Regions from separate parts of the Homo sapiens genome. Here region 2 is linked to region 1. Evidence: read pairs that join two places in POLR2A ChIA-PET (ENCODE). Cell type or tissue: Panc1. All regions are shown on one strand. Region 1 has its middle 5.3 kb from the start of ABTB2. Region 2 overlaps ABTB2 (ankyrin repeat and BTB domain containing 2).

Region 1 (4,000 bases):
TCTGCACTTACCCCAATTTTTTTTTTTTTTTTTTTTTTGAGCCGGATTCTCCTGCTGTTGCCCAGTCTGGAGTGCAGTGGCGCGATCTCGGCTCACTGCAAGCTCCGCCTCCCGGGTTCACGCCATTCTCCTGCTTCAGCCTCCCGAGTAGCTGGGACTACAGGCCCCCACCACCACGCCTGGCTAATTTTTTGTATTTTTAGTAGAGACGGAGTTTCACAGTGTTAGCACTTACCCCGATTTTCTCCTGTGAAGCAATGTCCTAGGTTTGGAACTACCTTTGGGATCGCATTGTGTCCAAAAGAACCAAATTCCAGCTTTGGGCAATGGTCAGATACTGAAACTGACCAGTCCTAATATCTATCTGGATTTGGTCCAAGGTCCTGCCCTATCACAACTACTTGAGCGAACACATAAGATGTGTCATTGTCTTCATAAGACACAGAAGATAGTCATTGTCTTCTCTTCTTCAAGTTAAATAAAAAGTCCCAGTTACTTTAAAATAGCCTGTGGTATTTGAAAAAAAAAAAAAAAAAACTCTCTGCACAGTTAAGCCCAGGACCAGGATAGCATGGGTTACAAGAAATACAAACAGAGCCTTAAATATTGTAGGTCATGAGTATAGTAGAGGGAGAAACAGAATGCAAAATTTCCCAAAGTTAACCACAAAATTCAATTCTTTTTTTTCTTTTCTTTTTTCTTTTTTTTTTTTTTTGTAGGCCATCTCATGAGACTAGCCATCCTGCGGAACATACCTTGGGGAAGTATTTTTTTCTTCTTCTTTATAACCATTTTGGGGCTTTGTTTTGAATTGTCTGTGTTTTTCTTTAGTCGTGAGATTCAGAACAAATACCTGTGTCAGGAATGGGCTAATCTAGGTTGCACAGGATGGAGGAGACTTTACAGTTTCCACACCATTGGTTTCTTTTTCAACAACTGAGTGTTCTGTTTGATCAACTTCAAAGCAGCTCTGCTAACCATAACACTCCTGTTTACCACGTTTCTCAGCTTTCCTTGCATTCCACAGTATTTCCTTCCTTATGTTTGACCCATTTCTCCCCCAGATGTACCAACCCGCATAGTGAGTCAAAGAACTGACAATGGCTTTTGGTCAGTGGTTTTCCAGTAGCTCTGCAAAGTTTTGGGCTTCCACTGAGTTTCTCAGAAGCTGCCTGAAAATTCATGAATTGGCTCTAGACCCTTCCACCCACAACCCCAAATCAAGCTTTCTGCTTCTTTGTATTTCATATCAAGGCCTGTGTAAGACTGGAAAAAGGGATTTCTCAACTCGGCAATTTGAAAACGACTCATTTAAGTTATCACCTGTTCTCAGGCATATTATGTTAAGTGTCCAAAGAACAACCCAGATGGTTTTCATAATACCGCGATGTAGCAAGCAATGCTTTTGAAATCATCTCTGTGCTCCCTGCTTAGTGACTCTCTAACCCTTGCAGGAGGAGCTATGGAAGCCCCACTTCATCCCAGATTCTGAGACAAGCCTGGCACCTGTCAGCAAATAGTTAAGGAGTTCCCAAACCAGTAAGTTAAGGAGTCCCAAACCAGTAAGTGCCTCAGAGATTCAGGACGTGATTACGCTGCCTGCTACTCCTGACCTGGCTCTGAAAACCTTGTGTCCAAACCCCCGCCTGGAAACCCACAGTCCCAATAACTGAGTCCCTGTCTTGACTCTCTGCACCATCCTTCAGTTCCTACAGGCTCAGCCTTTCCTTGCCCCCTCCCCCAAGGTTTTGGAAATTAGAGTCTTCTACCAGCCACTCTGGTAGGGGCCTGTTTGCTGAATGCTATTTACCACCCGTGTTCTTATCAGTTGCCAGGGCTAGGCACTGTTTGATGTCTGGTTCTGAGCCATTTCTGGTTTGATCTGCTCTCCACCCTGACCTTCCCACTCATCTAAGCAGCTTATTGTCTCTGCCAAGCCCAGACTTAGATTGTCTTTAAAAATCCAAATTTATGGCCAGGTGCAGTGGCTTACACCTGTAATCCCAGCCTTTTGGGAGGCCGAGGAGGGTGGATCACCTGAGGTCGGGAGTTTGAGACCAGCCTGACCAACATGGAGAAACCCTGTCTCTACTAAAAATACAAAATTAGCTGGGCATGGTGGCGCATGCCTGTAATCCTAGCTACTCGGGAGGCGGAGGCAGGAGAATCGCTTGAACCCGGGAGGCGGAGGTTGCAGTGAGCTGACATCATGCCATTGCACTCCAGCTTGGACAACAAGAGTGAAACTCCATCTCAAAAAAAAAAAAAAAAAAGAAAAAAAAAACAAATTTATATGTATCTATGTAAATAGAGGGGCCTCCTCTTCCCTGAGCCTTGAACAGACAGCAGACCCTGGACCTTGCATACATAGGAGCTGGTTCTATGTCCCCAGGACTTGTCTGCCTTTAGCTACCCTTAGGGACAAACCTACCTCCTCACCATGTACTCTCCCACCAATTCAACATGGACTGTGATGTCTTGACAATGGAAGGATGTCTTACTCCTTACACATGGGCTGAGTTCACATCCCATTTAAGACTTTGTATATGCCTTTTCCAAATGGTTTTCTTTGTCCAAGGCCCTAACATTTATCTCCTTTCCTAACATTGCGCTGTGGCGCTGTGACCTAACAATGGGCCACTGTGTTCTGCCATCATTTTGGAAAAACTTCTCTAACAACCATCATTCTTATTTCTCACCTCTTAGGATCATTGGCCTCATTGAGATCTTCACGAAGGCTATAGACCCGTGCTGTCCACTATGGTAGCACTAACTACTTATAGCTATTCAAGTTTAAAATTAAATTAAAGGCTGAGGCAGGAGGATCACTTGAGCTCAGGAGTTCGAGACCAGCCTGGGCAACATGGCAAAATCCTGTCACTATCAAAAATACAAGGAATTAGCTGGGCGTGGTGGCGTGCACCTGTGGTCCCAGCTACTCAGGAGGCTGAGGTGGGAGGACCACTTGAGTTAAGGAGGCAGAGGTTGCAGTAAGCCAAGATCATACCACTGCACTACAGCCTGAGTGACAGTGAGACCCCATCTCAAAAATAATTAATTAATTAAAATTTAAGACTCAGTTCTTCAGTCACAATAGCTAGATTTCAAGTTGCAGCCACAAGTGGTTAGTGGCTTCTGTATTTGATAGCACAGATATGGAACCTTTTTCTTTATCTCAGAAAGTTCTATCAGACAGTCCTGCCTAGAGGCATTGACCCTCTCTCCAGAATATGCAAATATGTACTCATATTAAAAATGTTGTAGGCAATTTTAGGTGATTCAAAGACACTCCCCACTTCCTAAGCCCACCTCCCCAAGGTGTTAGGAACCCCTTTCTGATGTGGGTGGGGGCTGGGCATAGTGGCTCATGCCTGTAATTCCCACACTTTGGGAGGCTGAGGCGGGCAGATCACTTAAGGTCAGAAGTTTGAGACCAGCCTGGCCAGTATGGTGAACCCGTCTCTACTAAAAACACAAAAATTAGCCAGAAGTGGTGGCACATGCCTGTAGTCCCCACTACTTGGTAGGCTGAGGCAGGAGAATCTCTTGAACCTGGGAGGTGGAGGTTTCAGTGAGCCGAGATAGCACCACTGCACTTCAGCCTGAATGACAGAGTGGGACTCTGTCTCAAAAATAATAATAATATGGATGGGGAGCACATGACTCTCCTAAAGTCTATGGAGGAGGCAGGTATCAGGAAAATCTCAGTTCAGATGTCAGTAATCCTTTTCCCTTAACACACAGTCTTAAGCACCTGCTGGTTCCTTGAGAGTTTAAAAAGAAACCTAGCTGTTCATTACATTGCCCCATTCATCCTGTTAGTTTCATTCATTCACTTATTCAATATTTATTGAGCTCCTACTTTACGCTCATACTGACCTAGGCAATGGGATACAAAAGTGAACTCAATGGAGAAGATCCCTTCCCTCATGGAGCTTATATTCTTGTAGGACAGAAAGACAACCAACAAACAAGCAGGTAATGCTCTCTGCTCTATAAA
Region 2 (4,000 bases), 200 kb after region 1:
GCACTGCTTGAGGCCAGCTCACCTGATCGATAGAGCAGCAGCCCACCTGAGTTGCCTCAAGGAAAGGGGTTAGTGCAAGGACAAATGGAATTTTAGGAAACAAGACCCAGGTCCAGGCAGCACTAGGGTCCTGTCATGCCCTCCCGGCATCTCTCTCTCTCTCGTGTCGGGCACACTGGGGGCTGTCCCAGTCCCACTCAGCTTTCTCGCCTACAGCCGCCTTTCCGACCCTTCCCTTTTCTCCTCCCTCGTGAATTCTACTACAGGGCCAACTCTATATCATGGGGTCTGTGCAATTCTGTCCCCTCCTTAGTTCCTGAGAGAGGTTTCGGATTGGCATGGCTCACCCGTCGAGCCAAGCCACAGGTTGCCCACCTCAGCTCAGGTAGCTGTGCTGGCGTGGGGACAGTGGTGGTTCTAGAAGCAGAAGCTGTGGGCAGAGCAGCTCCCCATGCCAGCAGGGGCTCCAGCCACGTGCACTTACTCCCAGGTCCTCAGATCGCTGGCATGCGCAGGGTTTCATGGCACCCCTTCCAGGGAGTTAGCGTGACACCCTCGCTCCCCACTAGGTTGCAAGACCTCTGAGGGCAGGGATTGTGTCTGGCTGATTCACAGCCCTAGCCTATCACAAGGACTCAGCGAGTGGCTGTTACCCACTGGCCACCACATCCTGCCGCCTTTGCCTTATAAGAACCGGAGCAAAATCCCAACCTCAGTTCAGACTGGGCCTGCAGGGCTGTGCCCTGAGCTTGCCTGGATCCGTGCCTAGTTTTGCCCCAGTGAGCAGGCCCCCGCCTCCACGGCCTTGGCACTGGTACAGGGAGTGACTGATTTCTGACTGCTGCATCTCCAGTGATGTCTGTCCTCCATGCCACAGTCCATGGGACTGAGAGGTCAGCCTGAACTCCACTCCTGGTATCCAGGGGAAGGGCGGTTGGGCTCCCCTAGACTGCCATGCATGCTTGGAGGAAGCTTTGGTCTTCAGGAGCCTGGGAGGGCTGGAAGGTTGCTCCCTCCAGAGCAGCTGGTCAGGGAAGGTGGAAAGGGAGCTGAAAGTCACCAGTTGGAGTAATGCAGGCCCCACCCCTGCCCCAAGGCAGAGCCAGGACCGGCTCATCTGGAACTGCCTGGTATCTGTTAACCCTGCCCCGTCTGTCCCCTGTCAAAGCCCGCCCTTGCTAGCATGGGGAGAGGCCCTCTGCTGTCCTAGACTGGGACTTCCTGCTTCAGCCCCACCACCTGCCTTCCTGGGGTACCTGCTGTACCTCTCCGACAAGAAGCCTAAGGGAAGCAAGCCCCTCTTCCCATTCTGTGAATGAGGAAGACTGAGGCTCTGGGAGTTGAAGTACCTGCTCGGGGTTACTCATTGGCCAGTGGCCAGCACTGACACCCTGCTCCTTCTGACTCCAACACGTGCTGCCACCCAGAGCCATGGTTTACCATAGATTGCGGGCAACATTTTCTGTGCTGCTCATCCACATGTGTTCTCAGAAAGGTGGCTGCAGTCAGTTCATGGGAAAGCATTTGAAAGACGGAAAAAGCTCAGAGGTCCTCACAGCTTAGGGGCTTGGTCTTGGACCACAATAATGGAGTTGAAGATTCTAGAAACTTTGAGCCCTGAGGATAACCTGGAGTTCTAAAGTTCCAGTTCCTCAGCTGCTGGGGTGAACTGTGTCTTGGTCACATGCCTGGAGAGAAGCAAAGGCCCTGTCCCCGAAAGCACCCTGGCCCTTCCCAGGTGCTCCCTGCCACGCTGAGCAGTGCCCTCCTCCTCTGTGCCCCTGGCAGTTGCTGCTGGATGCTGGTGCCCATGTCGAGGGCTCGGCAGTGAACGGCGGCGAGGACAGCTATGCGGAGACGCCCCTGCAGCTGGCCTCTGCGGCAGGTAGGCACCTGCTACCCGGAGGCTCTGTCTACCCTTCCCTGCAGTGCCCCCCAGCCTGGCCAGGCATGTAGCTGGACGTGCAGGGGTCTCTTTAGCACACACGGACCCCATGCAGGGGCCTTAAAACCCCTTCTCTGGACCACTGGGGGCTTCCCCTGGCCCCACCCATCAGTTTCTGTTGGGCTCAGCATCTGGCAGGACCCAGCAGGGCAGGGAGGCCCTTCCCTCTGGAGACCCAGGGAGGGGGAGCAGGGGCAGGGCACGGCCAGCCTTCTTCCTCTCCCTTCACTTCGTCCACCAAATGCAGATGAGTGTGGGGTTTACTGACTTATTCCAGCACTCAGAGCTGCGAGAATCCTGCTCTCCCTTCCCTTTCGCCTCAGCTGCCCTGGCGGCTACTGTCTCAGTGTCCTCCGTGCTGCCCACCTTCTCTTTCAGGGAACTATGAGCTGGTCAGTTTGTTGCTGAGCCGAGGCGCCGACCCCCTCCTCAGCATGCTGGAGGCCCACGGCATGGGCTCCTCCCTCCACGAGGACATGAACTGCTTCAGCCACTCAGCTGCCCACGGCCACAGGTACCTGCCCGGGATTCCCACCCTGTGTGACATGAGGGCACTGAACTAAGCTCACAGGAGCCTCAGTTTCCCCGATGGGAGCAAAAGAGCTAGGCCCGGAGACCTTTCCCAAAACAGGGGGCCTGTGTGCTAGTAAACCAGAAACATGGGGGAGTTTAGCCTGCACAGGGCCCAGAGATGGGGGAGGCCCCACAGCTGATTCCTGGCAGACCTGGGACTGGAGCCTGGGCCTCCCGACGCCCAGGGCAGACCGTCCCATTTCCCAGTGAGATGCCACTCTGCAGCTGCCAGAGCCCACTCAGGACCACATTGCTTCCCATGCCTGCTGGTGGTCCTCCAGTGCCCAAGTGGCCTTGGACGTCCAAATAGCATACGGCTCAGCTGTGCAGAGGCTTCTGGTGCAAAATTGCACCCTGCCCCAGGTGCAGATGGTAGAGCTTGCTTTGTGGGGACCAGGCCTGCCCAGGGGTGTGGCGGGACAGCAGCAGGCTGAAGTCAGGGACAGCACGGAGGGGCAAAGGGAGACCAGACAAGGGCTTATTACAGGGCAGAAACGGGGCTGGAAAAGCGGGGCTGGATAAGCAGGGCTGGCAGGCAGGACACTTACTTCCAGTTCCCCGACACCATTCTTGCCACCAGCCTCATGTTCTGGCTGGGGTCCCCTCCCCTAGAATGCTTTTCTCTCCAGCTGTCTCCAGCCCACCCCCACATTCACCCACCCCAGCCACCCTCACCCTCCAGGCGCCATCTTTCACATCACCACCTCTAGGCCGCTCCACCCCACCCAGTGCCTGCATCCCCCATGGAGGCCTCTTCACCCTGCGTGGAGACTGCCTGCCTGCTCATCTGCCTGTCACTCTGAGCACAGGACCCTTGGGACAGTCACCGTGGCTAGTTCACCTTCACATGCCAGCGCCTGGCCCAAACAAGGTGCTCTGTAAACTGCCTGAACTAGCAAGTCCACACGTGAGGAGGAGCCCTTGGGAGGGACCTTGGGTCCTTGGAAGGGCACCTCCAGGCCATGGGCTTGGCAGGTAGGAGGAGGATCTGCGGGGTAGCCGTGGAGCAGGTCAGCCCCCAGGAACCTTGCAGCACCACCCATGCTGCATCCATCCCAGAGCCCCAGGCCACAGGAGGTGACAGAATGAGCCTGGGTCTTGGAGCCAGAAGTCCTGGGTCTGTACCCCCACCTGGAGTGGCCTTGAGCAAGATGGATCCATCGCCTATGACGGTGATGTGTCTGGGCTCTCACGAGGCTAAAAGCAGCAGCACGGGGGAGCGTCCTCTGTGGGGTCTAACATTCTGTGTCTTCATTCATAAATATGAATACATTCTACATGACATCCGTCTTCAGTTCATCCTTATCAACATGAAGGGACCAAATGAGTACTTACTGGGCTCTTCCTGTGTTTTAGACACTTTCACGTGCATAGTCAGCTGCTATTTAGAAAGACCTGCTGTGTTTCAGGCTCTGCATTTAAACCCTTTACATCAGCCTCACATAAGCCCCAGGAAAGTGTGATATAGTGACACCCTGTAAT

Evidence for each region. Peaks named below come from ENCODE experiments on the same cell type or tissue, not always from the same donor. Only the 100,000 strongest peaks of a DNase experiment are listed, where the experiment ranks them.
Region 2: POLR2A ChIA-PET joins it to region 1 with 10 read pairs; 29 of 35 experiments call an interaction of 5 or more read pairs at or near these places.

What each region holds. Positions count from the first base shown.
Region 1 is chr11:34,361,328-34,365,327 of GRCh38, reverse strand. No RefSeq gene overlaps it. Among named protein-coding and RNA genes, the nearest start is that of ABTB2, 5.3 kb to the right of the region's middle. In Panc1, no CTCF peak of the experiment used is centred here; no DNase peak of the experiment used is centred here; H3K27ac peaks cover 1,788 bases.
Region 2 is chr11:34,163,145-34,167,144 of GRCh38, reverse strand. It overlaps ABTB2 (ankyrin repeat and BTB domain containing 2), which reads left to right. Exons shown (of 17, transcript NM_145804.3): 8 at 1,789-1,885; 9 at 2,324-2,459. Among named protein-coding and RNA genes, the nearest start is that of NAT10, 60 kb to the right of the region's middle. In Panc1, no CTCF peak of the experiment used is centred here; no DNase peak of the experiment used is centred here.